Linked DNA regions of Mus musculus: all the other regions are linked to region 3. A link is a loop called in an ENCODE intact Hi-C map of the cell type or tissue named here. Cell type or tissue: left cerebral cortex. All regions are shown on one strand. Each heading gives the region's core, and the rest is flanking DNA. Links, peaks and the distances in the headings are about the cores only. Region 1 overlaps Cyp4f16 (cytochrome P450, family 4, subfamily f, polypeptide 16). Region 2 holds the start of Gm50050 (a long non-coding RNA gene). Region 3 overlaps Cyp4f37 (cytochrome P450, family 4, subfamily f, polypeptide 37).

Evidence for each region. Peaks named below come from ENCODE experiments on the same cell type or tissue, not always from the same donor. Only the 100,000 strongest peaks of a DNase experiment are listed, where the experiment ranks them.
Region 1: a loop joins it to region 3, with 7 times the contacts of the local background. A loop is called at or near these places in 18 of 42 quality-filtered maps.
Region 2: a loop joins it to region 3, with 2.4 times the contacts of the local background. A loop is called at or near these places in 2 of 42 quality-filtered maps.

The regions. Positions count from the first base shown.
Region 1 is chr17:32,546,533-32,554,143 of GRCm38, forward strand. Cyp4f16 (cytochrome P450, family 4, subfamily f, polypeptide 16) reads left to right here. Exons shown (of 13, transcript NM_024442.2): 9 at 98-227; 10 at 3,721-3,854; 11 at 3,971-4,035; 12 at 4,200-4,282; 13 at 4,524-5,266. The coding sequence ends at 4,701. Among named protein-coding and RNA genes, the nearest start is that of Gm41570, 13 kb to the right of the region's middle. In left cerebral cortex, for the core only: a CTCF peak has its summit at 4,783 (motif pointing right); DNase peaks (open chromatin) are centred at 3,506 and 4,731; H3K4me3 peaks cover 521 bases.
Region 2 is chr17:32,861,548-32,869,158 of GRCm38, forward strand. Gm50050 (a long non-coding RNA gene) reads right to left here and starts at 3,330. Exons shown (of 4, transcript XR_003952261.1): 1 at 3,271-3,330; 2 at 2,897-3,074; 3 at 1,576-1,793. It also overlaps the pseudogene Gm18273. In left cerebral cortex, for the core only: no CTCF peak of the experiment used is centred there; DNase peaks (open chromatin) are centred at 3,613 and 4,101.
Region 3 is chr17:32,632,137-32,639,747 of GRCm38, forward strand. Cyp4f37 (cytochrome P450, family 4, subfamily f, polypeptide 37) reads left to right here. Exons shown (of 13, transcript NM_001100187.1): 10 at 2,043-2,176; 11 at 2,293-2,357; 12 at 2,522-2,604; 13 at 2,840-4,048. The coding sequence ends at 3,083. Among named protein-coding and RNA genes, the nearest start is that of Cyp4f37, 15 kb to the left of the region's middle. In left cerebral cortex, for the core only: a CTCF peak has its summit at 3,103 (motif pointing right); a DNase peak (open chromatin) is centred at 3,103; H3K4me3 peaks cover 569 bases.

The DNA.
Region 1 (7,611 bases), core at 846-5,845, 86 kb before region 3:
ATTCATTCCTTTTTGTAGTCATTCTGTCTGGATACAAGTGCCCCATTTTGCTGAAACAGGCCAGGGACACAACCCTGCTTGTCTCTCTACCCTTCAGGCCATGACACCACAGCCAGTGCACTCTCCTGGATCCTGTACAACCTGGCGAGGCACCCCGAATACCAGGAGCGCTGCCGGCAGGAGGTTCAGGAGCTGCTGAGGGACCGAGAGCCTGAGGAGATTGAATGGTGAGCATGATAGTCTCTGCTCTTGGAGCTTCTGGTCACCACATTCGTTGCTGCATTTCTTACAGGGTGTGTCTGTGTAGCTCAGGCTGGATTACAGAGTCTTAACCCCATGCTTTTAGGGATTATATACCCAGTTTGGAAATCTTCCTTTAGATAATTATGTCTCACATAGCTAGTTAGGTTTTGTTATGGAGTTTTCAAACCGAATTTGATTCTTGATTCTCCTCCTTCCATCTTGTGAATTTCCTTCTGGCTTTTGCTTGATTTTCTTTTTTATAGTTTATAGACACATCTTTTTTAATCCTTTGTAATCCCACCTTATAGTCTTTTCTACTTTTTAGCAACATTTTGTACATTTCAAGATACCAGGGCTGCTCTTCCAGAGGTCCTGATATCAATTCTGAGAAACCACATGGTGGCTCACAACCCTCTGTAGTGAGATCTGCCTTCTTCTGGTGTGTCAGCAACAGCATCTTCATATACATTAAACAAACAAACAAACAAAAAAATAAATAAGTAAGTAAATAAGTAAATATATCTATCTTAAAACAAAGTACCAAGGGGAAAGAAAATATTTTGACAGTCTCACAATGAAGAAATGAATAGATAATTTCATTAACTTATAGTTTCAGTGTTTCTGATATATTGAGAAAATCTACCTTATATTTGGAGTGGCCAAGAATTTTTTGTTTTGTTTTGTTTTTAGATCGGGTTAAATTAGGTAACCCTGACTGACCTGGACACAATGTGCAGATCAGGTTGGTCTCAAACTCATAGAGATTTGCCTGCCTCTGCTTCCCAAGTGCTGGGTTTGAAGATGTGCAAACATTTGTTTTCTGTGTCTAGTTTTTGAGACAGCTGCTTGTTTGGGCCATGACACCCTCCAGCTTTTACTCTTTAGCTGAGATGACTTTGACCTCAATCCTCCTGCATCCACTTCTCCAGTCCTGGGATTCTTTTGCTGGCTGCATTTAATTATTTTTGTTGCTAATTGCTAGTATTGTTACCATCTTCCTGTCTGTTTCCTAGCATTGTGTGGATTGTCTTCTCTAAATGTCTTCTCATGTCTGTTTTCTGCAGGCTTCATGAGACATTTAGTATTTAAGAAAATGTTTTCATTTTTATTACTATAGTTTTGTAATAGGTTTTAGTGAGTGGTAAATTGGTTCCATCTTTTATTTTGAAAATCACTTTCCACTGCCTGGACTTTAGCTTCAACTTTGTTGGATATTCATTCTTCTAAATAGAATAAAGTTGTTGAATGGGGACATTTGCTTATTATGCAAGGCCCTGTGAAAATCAGACCTGGAAAAGCATTGTCAAGCACAGATTGTACACACATGGACACACAGACACAGACACACAGACACACAGACACACACACACACACACACGTTGGGCATTGGGCACAGGGAAATAAAGGGGGTAGGAGAGAGCCTGCATCCTGCCAGAGCTCAGGTGTTCTGGGTGAGCAGACGTGAGGGACTGCCATGAGCTCTGCCACCCAGGTGTGTGTCTGGCTGTGGGAAGCCATGGAACCCTAGTCCTCGGGGCTAGTAGTCCGGGGGGTCTCTGGACCTCACAGAGGCCAGTGACAACAAGTTCTCAGTACCAGCTGAGAACAAAGTGAGGGCCCCGGGGGCAGTTCAGCCAGCACCAGAGCTGAAGGGAGTAGGGGGTCGGGGGAAGAGGTGCTGGGTGGTTCCCACATGCGTGAGAGTCTTTGGTCTGGCCCAGCCTGGAGGCTGGAAATGCTGAAAGGCCTTCTGGTGGGACATTAGATGCAGCTCCTTAGGGGAAGGCCTATTCCATCATTCAAGCACTGTGGGTCTTGATGAGCAGAGATTGTCCATGGTTCTAGAGCTTTATGGTAGAAAGGCAGAGAGAAAGAGAGAAGGTAGAAAAAGAGAGGCTGGCCATGGCCATGTGGAGAGAGAGAGCAAGGGAGGAGGATTAGGAGAGCGAGAGATGAGAATGAGAGGTAAGTGTTTAAGAGAGAGAGAGGAGGGGCCAAGCAGCCCCTTTATAGTGGGCTGGGCTATCTTGCTGTTGCAAGGAAACTGTTGGGAGGAACATACCTGGCTATTGTCAGGTAACTGTGAGGGTGGAGTCTAGCCAGAATGCCAGGAGCTTGGGACATTGTGTGACTGATAGCCACAATATTATGGAGTTGGGGGCTCCAGGGTGTCAGGCGTCTATGTCTGGGAATGTGACTCTCTGTTCTGTACCTTGTAGAGTTTTCCATTGGATCTCTGAAGTAAGCTTCGCTCAACCAAAACACAGGCTGCCTTTCATGGCCACACACACACACACTCACACATGCCACTCATCACACACACACACACACACACACACACACACACACACACACACACATACCACTCATGCTTATTCAGGCAACATTATTTAACTTCATCACGTCAGAAACAGAAAAGTTAAGACATCACAGTAGAAGGGAAGGGAGATGGTATAGGAGGACAAAGGGGTTTCAGCTGGTGTAGGAGAGGAATGAGAGATAAGTAATATAGGTTGAGTATAATTAGTATACATTACATGCATGTATGGAAATATAAAAAATGCATTTTAAATCGATAAGAAAACTCAGCTAAAAGTTTATTTGATAGTATTGAAAATTGTTACTATAGAAAGGACTAGCCAGGTGGTGTAGGTGCACGCCTTTAATTACAGCACTCTGGAGGCAGAAGCAGGCAGATTTCAGAGTTCAAGGCTAGCCTCATCAATAGAGTAAATTCTATGACATCTATGACTCCACTGAGAAACCTTGTGTCAAAACAAACAAACAAACAAACAAACAAACAAACAAACAAACAACACATTACAGGACAGAACAGGATAGAACTGACACCCCTGTAATGATGGGCCATTCCTCATTGCCTGCCACTCTGCTACTGAGTACATATATTCATTTAAATAACTGTATAGGTCTTTAAGGATTTTTATTTCTTACTTTAAAAGAAAACCTTCGTTACATGATTGAGTTTTGATGAAATGTCTCCTGTAGCCTAGCTTGGCTATTTAATGTGGAATTTCCACCCTCCATTTTCCTGAGTACCACTACATCCAGCTCATTGCATAAACATTTTTAAGCTTGTGCACAGAAAAATTATCAAGTTTAGGATATTTTTGGAGCTGTAGGCTTTAAGTAGAAATATTTCAGGTTAAGCTTCCCCCTTCCCATGTTTTTGAGATTTCGGGGGAGAGTAGTGTTAATCTTAGATCCAAGGCCCTAGATCTTAGTTGACCCCTGTGGCTTCAAAACTTGGGAAGTAGAATGATAAATACAGGAATTCAAGGTTATTCTTAGTAGTAGACACAAACACACAAAAGAACTGGCAAGCATCCTTGATTCATCTAGAATATAATTTGTTCCATGACTAAGCATGAGAGGCGAGTGGTTAATCCAACCAGAGGCTGATGAGGCTGAGCTTAGACTTTGTTTTGCTCCTGAATAATTGTGCGCTGTGTTCCTTAGGGACGACCTGGCCCAGCTACCCTTCCTGACCATGTGCATCAAGGAGAGTCTGCGGCTACATTCCCCAGTCATAGACCTCCTCCGCCGCTGCACCCGGGACATTGTGCTACCTGATGGCCGGGTCATCCCTAAAGGTGTCCTGAAAGTCAAGGGCGAAGGGAGGAGCAGATGGGAAGCATCTGAGTAGGGTGACGGTCCCTAGGGGCAGCTTGGACCTGGCTAGTACTGACTGGATCCTCCTACCCAACAGGGAACATCTGTGTCATCAGCATCTTTGGTATTCATCACAATCCATCAGTCTGGCCAGACCCTGAGGTGGGGGCTCCTCCAGGCATTGCTGGGAGGGACATGGGAAGGGGATGTAGCCCCAACCTGGAAACAAGAAGCTGTCACCCCTGTCTTCATGTCTACTTTTTGGGGGGCTGGCTGGGTATGGGCAAAGAAGCAAACTAGAAGCCTCATCTTGCCCCTCCCCTCAGGTCTATGACCCCTTCCGCTTTGACCCAGAAAACCCACAGAAGAGGTCCCCTCTGGCTTTTATTCCCTTTTCTGCCGGGCCCAGGTGAGACCAGATGGCTTGTGGTGATGGGTAGATTCTGGGGCTGACAGTGGGAATAGGGTGGAGCTGGGATGGTTGGGTTCTAGTTCTCCTTACCACCCTCTGCTCAGAGTATGCACAAAAGTCTGCAGAACCCAGGGTTGGAAGTTGAAGGGCTGACCAGGTGCGGCCAGGACTGGATCAGGTTGGGTCCAGGAGCTCCTGTCTAGGCACTGCACAGAGTCCCCATCCTGCCCCTCTGCAGGAACTGCATAGGACAGACTTTCGCCATGAGCGAGATGAAGGTGGCACTGGCGCTGACTCTGCTGCGCTTCCGCATCCTGCCTGATGACAAGGAGCCGCGCCGGAAGCCAGAGATAATCCTGCGGGCGGAGGGCGGGTTGTGGCTGCGGGTGGAGCCTCTGAGCAAGGGCGCTCAGTGACCAGGTCTACTACTGTCTCAGTCACTTTCCTTTGCCAATCCCAGAATAAGCGGAGTTTCACCCAGAGCCATCAGAGGGCGCTGCAGGATAACAGAGACTGTCTGGAAGCCTGGCTGAGAAAAGTCTGGGGCTGCTTTCTGAGTCCAAGGGCCTTTCTGGGTAGCCCACAGGGCCTGCAGACTGATGAAGAGTTGCATGCACCCCAGCTCAAGAACGGCCTTTATTCTTTTAGCGATAGGGAGGCACCATAGATGTTTGAGCAGGAGAGTTACAAGGTTTACTGGCATGTAACCTCCCACAAGTCTGAAGCAGGCTGAGCCAGACCTTGACTTTGCTGACACTAAGGAGATTACCTAGGGTGTAGCCTTCCTCCCTAGATTACTCTAGTGTTCAGCCATTTTCCCTGTTCCTCTTCAAGATACTGCTACGGTGCTGAGAGGCCCCAGAGCTATTCAGGAGACTATGCCTGCAGCTGGCTCCAGGCTCCAAATTGAATTGGTGGGAATGGGCTTCCCCTCCTTTTTATAAGCGCATTCTCCATTAAACATTTGAACCTTGAACAGACTAGCATGTCTTGGTTCCATTATTTCTCAACTTGCCTAGGTTCCCTCTTTTCTTTCAGCTCCCGGTTGCCTCCCAGGCTCGAACCTGGACATGTGAGCCGCTGGCTGGCTTGCAACAATTTAGTGTACCAACGCAGGACCTGGGAATTGCAGAAGACATTGGAGGAAACACTGCTGGCATTGAGCTCTGCAGATAGGATATTTGTACTGGGGCCCGTTGCTAAGGGTGCTGTACTGTCCAAGCTGGAACAGCGTGCTGACATGCTTGCTGGATTCGCTTAGGTTCAGCAGTGATATCAGGATCTAGGAAAGCAGCAGGCAGTCAGCCGCAGCTTTCAGAAGCTGCTTTGTAGGCGAGAGAAATAAAAGGGTGTAAATCAATGGAACAGGTGGATGGCCGCAGTTGGAAACTACATCAGGCGGGAGGAAAGTGGATTTTGAACTCTCCCAGAGACAGAGAGAATTTGGGGGATGCCCTGCTTTATTCTCTCTAGCTCTACAGCAGTTCTCTGCCCTCTTTGTGTTGTCTAATGTCTGGTGCACCGGTCTGTTTACGTGTTGATTCATGTGTGTTTCGTTTTGTTGTGTGAATGACTGAATGTTCTGTGTTTCATGTTGGAAAATAAAGATGGCTAAAACTTTATCTGCTCGTTTAGCAAGAGAGTGGCCATACACTTTAGCCAGGATCAGGCACAATAGGAGGGCTCCTGCTGGAAAAACTATTTTTTTGAGAAAGGGAGTCTGCAGCCTCTTGGTTTTGGGGCGAAAAAGCTGATGGATATTTTTTTTTCCTAAGAAAATTCTCTGCAATTGTGGTTATTGCATTTAGCTAATGACAAAGTGCTTTTTATTTTATAATTATAGCTAGAAAAATTAAAATTCTCTGATTGGTCTAAATGTAGCTGCTTCATTTGCCTTTTACTGGTCTTAGAGATGTTATATGCTCTGGGTGTCTTCATTGTAGAGTATTAGCTTATAAGTTATTGGGTATGATCAAAAAGGTGTAACACTGGTTACTAGATAGTTAGTTTTAAATTGGCAACTCAGGAGTGTTTCAAACACGTGGCATAAAGCAGGCCAAAAAAAATTAGGCCTCTAAGAATCCTTCTAGTTGAGATAATATTTAATGTGATTCTTATCCTAGAAAGTAGGATTAAGATTTAAAGCAATGTCTCTTTAATGAAGCATTAAAGCTTGCACTGTCATGCATTTATAGGTATAAATTGGCAGCAAAATCTCACAATGTGGTAGTGAAGTTTTAATGTTGATTCTAAGGTGATAAATTGTTTTGAAATTGGGTTTTGCTTTCCCAAGGTTGTAGTTATAGTCTAATATTGCATAGAAACTTAAAAGTTCTGAAATCTGTCCTCACAGCAAGAGGAACTAAGCTCAGAGCAGCTTCTGTGTCATTTGTGTGACTTTCTTTTGTCTTGCAAATGGTGCCTAAGGAAGCTCTGGAAACTTGCCTCTCCTTGCCTCCAGGGGAATTTTCCTTTAGCTGAAAGAACACTATTGCAGATCTACCCATATGTTTTTCTAATAAAGTTTAAATTCTAAGTTTATAAAAAGGGTCAATCAGGCTGTAGAATTTATCAGGACATTGCGATTTGACTTGCTTACTTCATGTAAAGTCATTATAGATTTAAGAGTTTGTTTTTTCCTTTGCACTCTGATAATTGTAAAAAGTTTTGCTTCTAGTGAACTGGTGATTACTGGAAAATTTTGCCTGTAGGTATGGCTAACATAGCTTTACATTATATAAGAAAAATTCTTAGTGTCTCTGCCTCAATATCAGAAGCTAAGAGTTTGAATCTTTCAGTGTATATTGTTTCCTAAGTGAAAAGTATGTTATTAGCTAATGCCTCTCAGGGAAGTTTACTTTAAATCCTTGCTCTCACAAAAGGAGCTTTTAAGTTCTGGGGAGTAGCTGTTCCTCCAGAAACTATTCCGTGGCAATATCCTTTTAATACTTATGGCTTTAGTTATATCATAATATCGTGGCACAGAAAATCTAAGAACAAAAAATTGATTTGCTTCAAAATTTTATTTTTGAAAGCTTCCAGGAGATGTTAATTGGCTAAGACCACACCTTAAAGTCACCACAGGAGAACTTAAACCTTTATTAGGTGCTATCTAGTGAGATTCAAAATTATTGGTGAGAAACAAAAAGGTTTCACAGAAAGCAGAGGAAACTTCTGTGATCAATTGTTATCAATTATAATCAATGGTAATTAAATATTACCTGCTTATTTTATTTATGTGCCCACAACAAATCTTTGGCAAGAGAAAACTTTGTTGTAAAATCATCCTTCTTCACCTCAAAGTAAAGTTTTAACACCTATTAAAG
Region 2 (7,611 bases), core at 1,616-6,615, 230 kb after region 3:
CAAACTCAAAGCAAAAGAAACCATATGATCATCTCATTAGATGCTGAGAAAGCATTTGATAAAGTCCAACATCCATTCATGATTAAAGTCTTGGAAAGATCAGGAATTCAAGGCCCATACCTAAACATTGTAAAAGCAATCTACAGCAAACCTGTAGCCAAAGTCAAAGTAAATGGAGAGAAACTTGAAGCAATCCCACTAAAATCAGGGACTAGACAAGGCTTCCCTCTCTTTCTCTACCTATTCAATATAGTGCTTGAAGTCCTAGCCAGAATAATTAGACAATAAAAGGAGATCAAACGGATACAGATTGGAAAGAAAGAAGTCACACCATCACTCTTTGCAGATGATATGCTAGTATACTTAAGTGATGCCCAAAATTCCACCAGAGATCTCTCCTACACCTGATAAACAATTTCAGCAAAGTAGCTGGATATAAAATTAACTCAAACCAATCAGTGACCTTTCTCTACACAAAGGAAAAACAGGCCGAGAAAAAAATTAGGGAAACAACACCCTTCACAGTAGTCACAAATAATATCAAATACCTTGGTGTGACTCTAAATAAATAATTCTTAACTATTTTTCTGATTCTACATTTTAGGAAAGAAGTCCAACAAACAGAAGGCTATAAATGAGTATGAAAATCTCTGGAGAAAACTCAGGTAATTTCTTTCCCAAGAGATGGCCATATTCCAGAGAGCTGTTACAAATGAGGCCTTTTTTTCAAAGAAGTAAAAGATACATTTGATATCAAGCATCAAACCAATTTCATCTCAAGAAAAATTCCCCCCAAATTAGTGTCTCACACCTCAATCCTAGGAGATGCCAATTATTAGGATTTTGAGAATAACTAGAACATGATCATGTTACATGCGATGCGTTATAGTTCACATATAGAAACTTTATGCCATACAGAATGTCTTCGTTTGGTTTTGTAATTTCACCTTGTTGTTAGCAGTCCGTGACCAAGGGAAATCAGTGCCTAAACTCAAACAGGAACCTGTCGACCTGAGCTGAAAGCAGACGCCACGGAGGAATGCCGTTTACTGTCTTGCTTCTACTGGCTGGCTCCGTTTGCTTTCTTACATAACCACATGAACAGGATCCACAGAACAGCTCAATAGGCTGGACGCTGCCACATCAATCTTTCATTAAGAAAATTCCAAAAGCTTCCTATAAGCCAGTCCAGCGGGAGCATTTTCTCAGTTGAAGTTCCCCCATAAGACTCTCGGTTTTGCCACACTGATGAAATAATAATCAGCACAATTGACACTCTGTCAACTTGATACATAAACATATTATTAATTAACCACAACCTTTCCTATTTGTCTGCCTCCAAGATGTCTTGTTAATATCTATACCACAATTTAAAACTTAAGTAACTGTCTTAAGAAATTTCAGCAGTTTAAAAGAACTTATAGTTCTCCTTCAAAACCAAATGTGCCTATAAAAAGTTGAAAGCCTCTGACTTGTGGGTCCCTACAATAGTAAAAAAAAAAAAAAAAATTACATTCTTTCTTACTCTAAAAGAAAAACATGGCATAGTCACAATCAAAGCAAAGCAGGACCAACCTCGTGCAGTCTGCCTCGCTTAGTGTCCCACATTGGAATTGACGCACCATCTCCTGGGCTCCCAAGGACTGACTTAGACAGCTCCACTTCCCCAGCTCTGCTCCTGGAAGCATACATAGATAGTCTCCTGTGCTCAGGCTGCTGTCCTGGATGCTCGTCCCCCTCTACTGGTATCTCCAATATGCAGTTTTCCACTGTGACTGAGGCTCAGCCTTCTCCTATGTAGGCAGAGGGGAGGGTTTGTTTGGTTTATCAGTTCTGGTCACAGCCCATCATTTAGGGAAGCCAAAGCAAGAATTGAAGGCAGGCAAGGGCCCAGAGAACTGGGACTGAGACCCGTGGAGGAAATTGCTTACTGACTTGCTCTTCAGGGCTTGCTCAGCCAGCTTTCTTATATAATCAGGACCACCTGATGCCCAGGGGTGACACTACCCACTAGGTGGCTGGTCCCTCTCACATTGATGGTTAATAACAAAAATGTCCCCCACAGATTTGCCTAAAGATGATCTGATGGAAACATTTTCTCAGCTCAGACTGTGTTTTTTTTTTTTTTTTCCCAGATGACTCCACGTTGTGTCTATTTAACAGAAAACTCTTCAGGACATACCTCATCCTTTCAGAATGATAACAAAGGAAGTAAAAAGATTGCCCAGCCAGCCATAGTGCTGGCCATGTAATCACAATGGTCTGAGTTCAGTTCCCCAAATCCACATAAAACAGGACATATCTGTAATCCCAGCACTTCTCACAGAAAGCCTGCTTCATTGACATGGAAGGAAACAGTACTTCTGAAAGCTGTCCTGCACATCTCCCATGTACCGTAGTATACGTGTGCACCCACAAACACAGTAAATGAACACACTTACAAAACTCAATGTTATATTGATTTATCCACAAGTCATGGGGACAGGTTGATCATGATAAGAAAATAGAAATTCCTAACTGTCCTAATTGGGACTGTCAATTTACTTCTTGGATATGCATGTATTCAAGCAGAAGATTGACTCAGTGGTAGTGGTAGTGGTAGTGGTAGAGGCGCACACCTTTAATCTCAGCACTCAGCAGGCAGAAGCAGGTGGATCTCTGTGTAAGAGAGGCCAGCCTGATCTACAGAGTAATTTTCAGGACAGTCAGGGGTATGCAGTAAAATGCTGTTTCAAACAGACAAACAAATAAAACCAGAAACAAACACAGTAACAAGAAGACAAAAAAGACCATAATTTGCGTTGATATCATTACATATCCAAGTATGCATAAGATTGTGGATTGAAATCTGTGTTGAAATGCTATGTGAATGTTTAGTGTTCTCAAAGAGACTTACCTCACCATACATGAATCGCACTGTTTCTAGTCGCGCTGTCCTCAGGAGACTTGGAAAGCATGCAGTCTGAACACGTTACAAACTGTTTCCCAGCATGAGACCAGCATTCATTCCCGTGTTCAGTGGTTAGTAACCACTGTCTCAGGCATGCTCGCTTCTTTTGTTTTGCAGCAGCCACCTGGCGGAGAAATTCAGTGACTATAAGTTGTATAAACATAAGGAGTTTGGGAGCAGCTTCACATATCCTCTGTCCCTTCAGATGCATAAAAGTGCTCACAGTGGAAAGAAACCTTCTAAAAATAAGGACTGTGAGGACCTTTTACTCCAATCTGGTCAAGGAAATAAAGAACATCACCCTGCAAAAAAAATCTTACGTTCAAAAGCTGTTTGGGAAAGGCCTCACGCATCCCAGTCCTTTACAAAGGCATGAGAAGAGTCACAGCGTTAAGAAGCCCTATGTATGTGAACTGTGTGGTAAAGGCTTTGTTCGCTTAGATAATCTTTTAAGACATAAGATGACTCCAGATTGTGAGAAGACTTTTTTTTTTTTGTAATCACTGTGGGAAAATTTTTTTCTCGTTCTGCTTACCTCGAAAACACACAAAAATTCATACTGGTGAGAAACCCTATGTGGGTGAGCAGTATGGGAGAGATTTTCTTTATTCTGCTTACTTTCAGATTCATAGAAGAAGTCACACTGGAGAGAAACCCAGTGTGTGTAAGCAATGTGGGAAAGCCTTCACTGCTTCTCAGTACCTTCATATACACGAACAAATTCATACTGGAAAAAAAAAGTTACGTAGGTAAGCAGTGTGGGAGTGCCTTCTCATTTTGGAATCAATTTTAGAAACATAAAATATCTCACAGTGGTGTGAATCCCTATACTTGTAAGCCATGTGGGAAAGGTTTCACATGTTCTGGTTTCCTGAGAGCACATGAAAGAATTCACACTGATGAGAAGTCCTATGTGTATAAGCACTGTGGGAAAACCTTTGCTCATTTTGGTAGCCATAAAAGACATAAAAAAAAAAAAAAACTTCACACTGTATAGAGACTCTACATACACAAGCAGTGTGGGAAAGCTTTAAAGAATCACCATTCCTTTCAGTTCCACAATTGAATACATACTGGAGACAAACCCTACAATTGTGAGCAGTGTGGGAAGGATTTAGCTTCTTCCTCCCTACAGAGCTAAGAAAGGAATCGCTCTGGAGAGAAGCCCTATGCGAGTTTGCAATGTGGGAAAGCTTTCAGTTCGGACAGCTCTCTTCAGCAACATAAAATAACTCACACTACAGCAAATTCCTGTGGACGCAAGCAATGTGGGAAAAGCAAAAGCCTTTGATCGATTTTTGGAAGTCTCAAGTACATGAAAGAGTCCACACCAGCGAAAGACCCTATGAATGAGAGGCTGTTTGAGGTCATCTTCTTTGCAAAGACATGAACTAATTCATAGAAACACATAAGGATTCTTGTAAGTAATGTTGGAATGTATTCTCTTTGTTACCTCTGAGAAATCAAACCACATGGGCATGAAACAGACTGCTAGCAGTGTGGGAAATGTTGAACAAAGCTTAATAGAGAGAAGCTTTGTTTGTTTGTTTAATTGATGTAACTTTTAGAACTAGAAGCAGACACACTGGAGAAAAGCCCTTTGGAGAAAAGCTGCTAGCAATATGATGAAGTCTTCCACCTTCTTTTTTTATCATGGAGAAGATATGGAAGATCTCACATTGAAGAGAAGCCACCACAATGTGCACATTATGGGGAAAGCCTTTAGTTCTCCTGGGGCCCTCCAAAGACATTGTGGTAGTCCTTCTGGAGGGAAACTCAATGTATATAAATAAAAAAAAATCTTAGAAATCTTCCAGTTATCTCAAGTTCTTTTATAGACTTGAAATAATTTGCTTTTAGGGTAGCCTAAGGTACAGAATTTGTGAAGTCTCCATTATCACTCTGGTAGGACTTTAAAAATGCATTGAGAGAACTCCTGGTATTGGAAAACAGGAAGATGTCTTGGTTCAACTCAAAAAACTATGCAATAGCAATGTTATGGGAGCAACTTTGATTAAACTAAATACTTGGTTTTGATCAGACAGTCTCACCCACTGAGTCTGTGCTCTTTCTGGTGATCAGTCCTTCCCAGGCTGAGACTGGCTATGAGGATCACTTACCATTGGAGAAAAACTAATTTAGCCCCTAGCAAGTGGCTATTAATTGGACATAGCTTCTTAGTGTATTTAAATTTTCAAATGTAGCTGGGAGTGGGGGTGCATGGCTTTAATCTTGGCAGTCTAAAGGAAGAGGCAGGAGGATTTCAAGTTCAAGGCCAACCCTTGGTACATAAAGAGTTCATGATTAGAAAGGACTATATAGAGGTGCACTTTTTAGAAAGATGTCATATTTTAAGTTTACATATGTGTGTCTACGTGTGGGTACGTGTCTGGCATGCTTGTGGAGGCCAGAGTGCTGGATACCCTAGAGCTGGAGTTACATGCAATTGTGAGTTTCCCAACCTAGGTGCTGGAGGCAGACTGATCTGAGTTTGAAGCTAGCAAGGAATGCATAGTGAGAGGCTATTTCAGAATACAGAAAATAAGGAAGAAAGAAAAAAAGGTTTCTTGAGGCCTTTTTTAAAACCTGAATTTAATCATTGAGACTCACTTGCTTAGAACGTGCGTGCTTAGAAATGCTGGACACAACAGTCATCCTGGTATCTGAGAGCTGAGATCTGGAGAGGTTCCTTCCCACCAGAGCTATAAAGAGTGAGGTCGATTTCTCAGACAGTTGAGAACAACTCTACCCCAAGTTGAAAACAACCACATCCTCTTCTCTCTAAGAATCCTAGCAATGATCTCATGGTCGTCAGATGGATGCTATCTGCTTAGAACCGAACCTATTCTCTAGATGGGTCTACCTCATTTGGGATGACAGATACTACCCGCACATCTTTGTAAAGGCTTGATTTAGTGTATATTGTGCATGGAGAATGTGAGCATGCCACTGTGCTCTGGTAGAAGTCAGCGCCCCCTTGTGGGAGTCGGTTCTCTTGGTCTAGCTTAACAATGGTTCTGGAGATCTCAGATCCTCAGGGTTGCATAGCACATGCTTTTATCCCCTGAGGTAACCTGGCGTGTCTCTAGTTAGTACATCTTCCTACAACTTGTTAGGAACCTGAATACATGTTCTGTGTTGCACTGAAGGCAGATATGAGAAAGCGCATAGCTGGGTTCTTTAGTGTACCCTTAGTCAACCAGCAAACAGGACTCATGACAAGCAGTTCTTCTCAGTACTGTCCCATTGTGCTTTCTGTTGCTATGACATATCACCATGACTGAATGAAGCTTGGGCAGGAAAGTGTTTATATGGACTACAGGCTATAGTCAATCTCTGAGTGAAGCTAAGGCAGGAATGTGCAGGCAAAAACTGAATCCTAGAATCTGGATGAACCATGAGTACTGGCTTGCTTCCACTGGCTTGCTGGGCTATCCTGTTTGTACAAGCCAAGGCCCACATGTCCTGGGATGTCAACACCTACAGTGGAGTAGGCCCTCCTTCATCAACTAGCAATCAAGAAGATGTTCTGAAGACAGGCACACTGGCCAATTTGCTGGAGCCGACTCCTCAAGTGAGATTCCCATTTCCCAGTTGGGCCAAGTTGACAACTTACTGAGTCATCTCACTGGTCCATCACACAATTTTTATTTGAGAAAGTAACTAGAGAATAAGACAAGAGAAGGATGGCATATGTTCTTAGCCAGAGTTCTAATTCACCAGCATATCGCCTCTATAATTCCTAAAACATACTTTAAAACCCTTGGTCAAATCTATTAGCTGCAACTAATGCCTGCAATAAATGTCTACAACTAGTCCCCTACAGGACTCCTGTCAGGAGCCACAAGTTGTCAATTAAAAAGCCCAATGGCAGAGGTTAGGTTCCTTCTGTTGAGTTCTTGGTCAGGAGTGTCACAGAGGCACCCCCTTCTCCTAAAAATGTAACACTGGCTCTCAGTATTGCCCTTGGTTGCCCACTATGCTATTGCTGAGGGAGTTAAGACATCAACACTGTTCTACCTGTGAACCTTGAAAGCTACAGTAACAACCAGCCGGAAACATAAGTCCATGGGTGCAATCCTGTCATGCAGGTTATAAGGGTAACGGATTGTATTTTAACTGGATTTAAGGCCCACTGCATATAGGGAACATAGGTCTTGTCCTCTCAGTCTGACCTAGAGCTGGAGATATCATAGGCCTCTGAAGTAAATCTACTATAATTCTCTTAAATGCTTACAGTCTCAATGCCTATCTGTATGCTCATAGAACAGTGTAACATTTATCCTCATGAGAGATGTTTCTGTGTGCAGTGGACAATGACAAATGTAGAAATGACAGCCTGTCAGCGTGAAGACAAAAGGCGTCTATGGAGTGCTTAGTCATCAACAGAACATCTACACCATCCCTCCATCACGCACCCCATCCCTCCAGGTCCAGGGAACATTGAACAGGAAGAGGCACAATAATTGTAGAAGCCAGAGCCTGGGCTGAAACAGTGTCTTCTGGATATGATCAGACTACATTTATAAAATAACAAGAATTGTGTTTGTCTGGGCCAGATCTAGCAAGTCAAGATTCCATCATCTGTGGGGGATGGGCTCATAAGCGCCTCACCGTTATTTGAGGAGTGATGTCCCTTGATAGGTCAACTGTGCATCAGA
Region 3 (7,611 bases), core at 1,098-6,097:
TGCCCTCTTCTGGTATTTCAGCAACAGCATACTCATATATATTAAATAAATAAATAAAACAAAATACCAAGCGGGGGGGTGGGGAGGATTTTTTAGACTCATCTTGCAGAAATGACAAATCTTTGGAATGATATAGTCTTTTAATTTCCTCACTGTTTTAGTGTTTTCGATGTATTTGAGAATCTACCCTATATTTGGAGAGGCCAAGAATTTTTGTTTTGTTCTGTTTTTAGATAGAGTCATATTGTGTTGCCCTGGCTCACCTGGAGCTCACTGTGTAGACCAGGCTGGTCTCAAAGTCTTAGAGATTTGCCTTCCTCTGCCTCCCATGTTCTGGGTTTAAAGGTGTGTGCCATCACGATGTGCAAGCATTTGTTTTATTTATGTATCTATTGAGACAGCTGCCTTCTTCGACATGACAGCCTCCAGCTTACTCTTTTTTTTTTTCCTTCTGCGGAAAAAGCTTTATTGCTTACATCTTCAGGAGCAAGAGCTCCAGCTTACTCTTTAGCCTCTACCTCTCCAGTCCTGGATTTCTTTTCCGGGCTCCATTTAATTATTTTTGTTGCTAATTGCTAGTTTTCTTAACATCTTCCTCAAAATCACATCTCTACTTCTCTGCGGTGTGTACTGTCTTCTTATGCCTGTGTTCCACAGGCCTCATGAATAAAGTAGTTTTTAAGAAAATGTTTCCATTTTTATCATTATAGTTTTATAATAAGTTTTAGTGAGATTGGCTCCATCTTTTATTTTTTTAATTTTATTTTACTAGATATTTTCTTTATTTATATTTCAAATGCTATCCTGAAAGTTCCCTATACCCTCCCCCTGCCTTGCTCCCCTACCCACCCACTCCCACTTCTTGGCCCTGGCATTCCCCCGTATTGGGGCATATAAAGTTTGACAGACCTAGGGGCCTCTCTTCCCAATGATGGCCGCGTAGGCCATCTTCTGCTACACATGCAGCTAGAGACACGAGCTCTGGGGGTATTGGTTAGTTCATATTGTTGTTCCACCTATAGGGTTGCAGACCCCTTCAGCTCCTTTGGTACTTTCTCTAGCTCCTCCATTGGGGGCCCTGTGTTCCATCTTATAGATGACTATGAGCATCCACTTCTGTATTTGCCAGGCACTGGCATAGCCTCATACGAGACAGCTATAACAGGGTCCCTTCATCAAAATCTTGCTGGCATGTGCAATAGTGTCTGAATTTGTTGGCTGATCATGGGATAGATCCCCAGGTGGGATAGTTTCTGTATAGTCTATCCTTTCATCTTAGCTCTAAACTTTGTCTCTGTAACTCCTTTCATGGGTATTTTGTTCCCTGTTCTAAGGAGGAATGAAGTATCCACATGTTGGTCTTCCTTCTTGATTTTCTTGTGTTTTGCAAATTGTATCGTGGGTATTCTAAGTTTCTGGGCTAATATCCACTTATCAGTGAGTGCATATATAGTGACTTCTTTTGTGATTGGGTTATCTCACTAAGGATGATATCCTCCAGATATATCCATTTGCCCAAGAATTTCATAAATTCATTGTTGTTAATAGCTGAGTAATACTCCATTGTGTAAATGTACCAACCACATTTTCTGTATCCATTCCTCTGTTGAGGGACATCTCCATCTTTTATTTTTAAAACCACTTTTCAGTGCCAGCTTTAACTTCACTAGATATTCATTCTTCTAACTAGAATAAAGTTGTTAAGTGGGGTGCAGTTAGTGGGGGACATTTGCTTCCCCCTTCCCATGTTTTTGAGATTTCAGGGGAGAGTAGTGTTAATCTTTGATCTAAGGACCTAGATCTTAGTTGACCCCTATGGCATCAAAACTTGGGAAGTGGAATGACAAATACAGGAGTTCAAGGTTGTTCTTAGTAGTTAGACACAAACACACAAAGGAACTGGCAAGCATCCTTGATTCATCTAGAATATAATTTGTTCCATGACTAAGCATGAGAGGCGAGTGGTTAATCCAACCAGAGGCTGATGAGGCTGAGCTTAGACTTTGTTTTGCTCCTGAATAATTGTGCGCTGTGTTCCTTAGGGACGACCTGGCCCAGCTACCCTTCCTGACCATGTGCATCAAGGAGAGTCTGCGGCTGCATCCCCCAGTCATAGATCTCCTCCGCCGCTGCACCCGGGACATTGTGCTACCTGATGGCCGGGTCATCCCTAAAGGTGTCCTGAAAGTCAAGGGCGAAGGGAGGAGCAGATGGGAAGCATCTGAGTAGGGTGATGGTCTCTAGGGGCAGCTTGGACCTGGCTAGTACTGACTGGATCCTCCTACCCAACAGGGAACATCTGTGTCATCAGCATCTTTGGTATTCATCACAATCCATCAGTCTGGCCAGACCCTGAGGTGGGGGCTCCTCCAGGCATTGCTGGGAGGGACATGGGAAGGGGATGTAGCCCCAACCTGGAAACAAGAAGCTGTCACCCCTGTCTCTATGTCTACTTTTGGGGGGCTGGCTGGGTGTGCGCAAAGAAGCAACCTAGAAAGCCTCATCTTGCCCCTCCCCTCAGGTCTATGACCCCTTCCGCTTTGACCCAGAAAACGCACACAAGAGGCCTCCTCTGGCTTTTATTCCCTTTTCTGCCGGGCCCAGGTGAGACCAGATGGCTTGTGGTGATGGGTGGATTCTGGGGCTGACAGTGGGAATAGGGTGGAGCTGGGATGGTTGGGTTCTAGTTCTCCTTACCACCCTCTGCTCAGAGAATGTGCAAAAGTCTGCAGAACCCAGGGTTGGAAGTTGAAGGGCTGACCAGGACTGGGTCAGGTTGGGTCCAGGAGCTCCTTTCTAGGCAGAGCTCAGTCAGAGTCCCCATCCTGTCACTCCGCAGGAACTGCATAGGACAGACTTTCGCTATGAATGAGATGATGGTGGCACTGGCGTTGACTCTGCTGCGCTTCCGCATCCTGCCGGATGACAAGGAGCCGCGCCGGAAGCCAGAGATAATCCTGCGGGCGGAGGGCGGGTTGTGGCTGCGGGTGGAGCCGCTGAGCACAGTGCTGAAGGACTCCAAACCTGACCTTGAGGCTTCTTTACCCCACCCTCCAATTGTTCTCTCCGGTTCTCAGAATTAGCTTGGCTCCACAGAACGCCAGCAGGGGGCGCTAGAGGGCCACAGAATCAGCCGTGGTCTCTGAAGAGAATGGGTTGGTGTCTTTGAGGCAAAGTACCTGTTTGCTGATTTAGCCCAGCAAGGCTTTCACGCTGAGAGTTCTTTTCCAGTCGAAGCTTGGACTTCATCCTGTTAAAGTCACTGTAGATTTTGGAGCAGATTAGGAGAGGGAGTCGAGTTTCTGGCATGCTTGGCACTCTTTAGTCACTGAAACAAAGCCTAATCGCACTCTTTCCACTTTCTTCTGCCTTCTCTTCCTCTTCGTTATATTTGAAGCGCTCTTCCAGTGTTTTGGCTTCTTAGAGCTGCACTTACAGCAGTGGGCTGCCACAGTACCCCTGGGGGGTGGGGGTGGGGTTGTTTATAAAGTTTGACTAAAATGGTTTCTCAGAAAGGTCTGTCTTGGCACCTTTGAGAAGGATGTTAAATGACATTCTGGGCTTGTGATTCCCAAGGTCCTAAGGCATCTTAAAGTAAACAAAGTCCCAGAATCCTTCATTAACTTATGTCCTGGGTCGTGTTCACTGAGACTCCCACTTAGTTCACAGGAATCTTCTAATTTTCCTTTCTAGTAGCACCTCTGGGCTTTGATCCCTTCACCCTCTCACGAACCCATTAAAAACAGTGTCAGGTGGACGCTGTGACTCAACCCTGAGATCCAGTCCCTGTGACAGGGGGATCGTGAGTTGGAGACTATCTTGGAATACATAGAAAGTCCTGGCAGGCCTTGCCTTCCCCCACTCCCTCCGCCTTGCTAAACTGTTAGACTACATTCCTAAAGCGAGCCACCAAGATCTATTCCCTTACTTGGTCACTTCCTCCTCTTGAGGCTGACTACCAAAGTGCAGCTATCACACTATTGAAGTACAGCAATCAAAAGCCCTCTTTGTTTCCTCTAATTAGCATGTCTAATTAAACACTCCATCCTAATACCTGGTTTCTTAATTTACCTTTATAAACTGCCATTTGCCTATGGGCTACATTGGTCTCCTCTCTATCCAGAAGTCCTTTGTCCCATTCTGGGACAAACAACCTTCTCCCATCTCTTGTGTTTCCCACCCCTTCTCCCCTGTCCTTTACCCCTTGTCTTTGTTTCCTATTTCCTGTCCTTTGTCCCTCTGAAGCAAATAAGTCTTGGGGACCCTGTGCAGATATTCTCCCTTTCCCTTTGCTTCTGCCTAGGATCGTGACAACGGATGGCTGCAGGGGGTGGGGAAGTGTAGGTCTTTGCATTCCACAGATCACAACAGATGCCTGTGTAATTCTTAAAAACACAGCTAGGCCTGTTTCTGACTGGCTACAGTCATCTGTTGGTCTCCTGACCATGGAGAATGCTCCCTTTGCAGGACAGTTTGGGAACAGCAGGCTTTGAAAATACTAGTTTTCCCAGGTTTAGTATAATGAACTGCTGCGGGATTCCAGGAGGAACACATACCTCTTTTCTGAAAGTTCTAAGACCTGACACCTGATGCCCTTGATGACAGGACAGAGGTGGCAGCGAGGCTAGGTAGATGGAGGTTGGAGTGGTCTCTAACATTCTGCCCCTGCAAGGATCACTGTCTTTCCCCTCCCGTTCTGCCTGATGTTCTAAGGCAGTTTTCTCCTATTTGACACGTTCAGTCCAGGAGGAAGAGGGAAGGTTTATGAGGCCCAGTAGGCAAATAGCATCTTATGTACCGAGCCAGATTTGTTTTTGCTTGTTTGTTTGTTTCTAGACAGGGTTGCTCTGCTTATCCTGGAACTTGCCTTGTAGACCTCCAACTCACAGAGACCCACTTGCCTCTGCCTTCTGAGTGCTATTAGTAAAGGCTTGGGACACTGCTGCTTGGCTCACCAGACTCTTGAAGCCCCTTCTCGAGTTTTATAGAAGAAACAAACAACTATTCGGGAGGAGACTGAGTGAGCTCAGGGTTAAAGTTTTCCTGCATTGTTGCCCTTTTGTGATGGGTGGACTTTTTTGAGCTACCCCTGTTTCTGTAAGCCCTCACCAATACCCTGGCAAGTAACCCCAATAAAAAATTGCTGATTTACTGAGTTGGACTTTGGTGTGATTGTCACTTTGGTCAGTGGTAAACACTCTGTGACATAATTCCTGGGAGGATATGAAGAAACCAGACAGGGAAACGATGACAAATCAAAATAATGACACCACCAAAGTCCAACTTTGCAAACCAATGTGCTTTATGGGGTTACTTACAGGAGTGTGGGTGCAGTCAGCCTAGCAGGTTGGAGGGTACCCTTTCCCAGTAGTCCATTGCTCTGAGCCTCTTCCCATAGCTCGGCTTATCTCTGCTCCTCCCAGGTAATTTTATAAAGCACGTTTCCCCTTGCCCCTCACGACTTAACTCTGAGATCACACCGCAGCTAGCTCTACTTAGGAAACCCATGCTTGGTCCGGCTAGCCGCCATGGTGCTGGCCATTGCTCTCTCACACCGCAGCCCACTTTTCCAGCTGGCCTTGCCAAGCTGCTCAACGCAGTCCCTCCTGCGTTCGACCACAGCCACCACTCATGCTCCAACGATCAGCCAACCCTGCGGTTGGCTCTGCGGACTGCCAACTACCACCCTGGTCTTACTCAGCTCCCATGCTAGCTCTCCTGGTCTCTGCTTGCTACTTGCCTGGTGCCACAATGGCCACTCCGGTCTCACCCAGCTCCCTTTAGCCCTGTGAAAGGAAAACACTAAAGACTTTTGTAGTTTAAAACTGACCAGGTAACTCAAAGGCTGATAAAAGAATATCCTGTCCCATCGTCCTTGCCCTCCTCAGGCACAACTGCAGAGGCCATGAGCTATCGGTGCCCTGAGAAACCTACCTGTTTGCAACTCCTTGCAGGCCTGCCGCCTGGTCCAGCTCCCAGTCTTCTCCTGTCATCTCTTCCTGTCCTGCCCGGAAATCTTGTCTTCTCTTTCATCCAACTATTAGCTTCTGCCATCTTCATTTAGCCAATCAACAATTAGGGAAATAATTAGGGAAGTTCCTCTTACGCACCTAGTCTGGGAGTCTGTCCCAGCAGGGCCTTCATAAGATCCATCTCTATGGTAATTTCTTAACTAGTGATTGATGGTGGAGGTCCCAGCCCATGGTGGTTGGTGCCATCCTCGGGCTGGTGAAAGCAGGCTGAGCAAGCCATGAGGGGTAAGACAGTAAGTAGAATCTTTCATGGCTTCTGCATCAGCTTCTGCCTGTTTGAGTTCTTGTCCTGACCTCCTTCCATGATGGACAGTGATGTGGAATTGTAAGCCAAATAAACCCTTTCCTCCTGAAGTTGCTTTGGTCATAGTGTTTCAGCCCAGCCATAGTAACCTTAGAAGCCTTATTTGAAATCAGCCCTGTCGCCATACTTCCATCCCGAGCTTCTGGACTCAGAGTTGGTCTCAAACCAAACTTGAAATTCAGTGATTCCACTAAACTAGCTGGCCAGCAAGCCTCAAGAATCTTCTGACCCCGTCTCTGCCTTCTCAGGGTTGCAGGTGTATGCCATTCCACCCAGGGTTTTTTTTTTTTTGTTTTTGTTTTTTTAACATTGATGCTGGGAATTGAACTTAGTTTCTCACAATTGTGCTGCAAGCCCTTCACTGACCTAGACATCTCCCCAGCCCCAATCTCACAATTTGTTAAACATGACAGCAAATTTGCATGCTTAAAAAAGGAACAACAGGCAATCAATAAGTAGCTATCATGGCCAGCCATTATTGGGAACTGACAAGGTGAGAAAGGCGAATCTATAAAATAAAACAAAACAACCTCAAATCTAAGTTACACTAGTTTATAAAATCATCATTGTTTAGTTAAAATGCAAAGAGTTTATAAAATGGCATGGTCATGGCTGACAAACATGAGCATGTTGAGTTGGGAAGATTGCTCAATGGGCTACCCTTGCTGTGGAGCCTAACTTCTGGAGTTTCGTCCTCGGGACAGTTGTGTGGAATTCTGCTCAGAATTGCAACACCCCTTCTGGTGAGGTAAACAGATGACCCCTGTAGGCTTAAAGGGGAGAACAGGAATTTGGAAGGTTCTACTATCCAGCAGGTTTTTTGTTGTTGTTGTTGTTTTGTTTTGATTTTGATTTTTAAAAACATGTTGTAGAAACGTTTAATCTGAATCCAGGGTTTCTACCACACCTTTGACCATTTAGTTACCAGATAAAAGACACATACATCCTTTATATTTTCAATAAGCCTTAAGCAGGATGAGGAATGGGCAGATATATACCCTGTATGTTATCAGAATCTACGTTCTTATCGATAATCCTGAGGTATTACCTACTATGTTTCATCTGGGCTGCTTTTAACTCCAATTGGCCAGACCACAGGGCATGTTTTCTTGACTCCTAACCATGGTGCTCTCTCTCCTCCTTCACCTTTTCTCCCCCTCCATGGTTTTCTCTTGACCCCACAGGCCTGGGAACCCTAGAACCCACCTATGTCTCTTCTGCCCAGCTATTAGCTGTCAGCATCTTTATTTACCAATCAGAAATAATTTGAAGGCA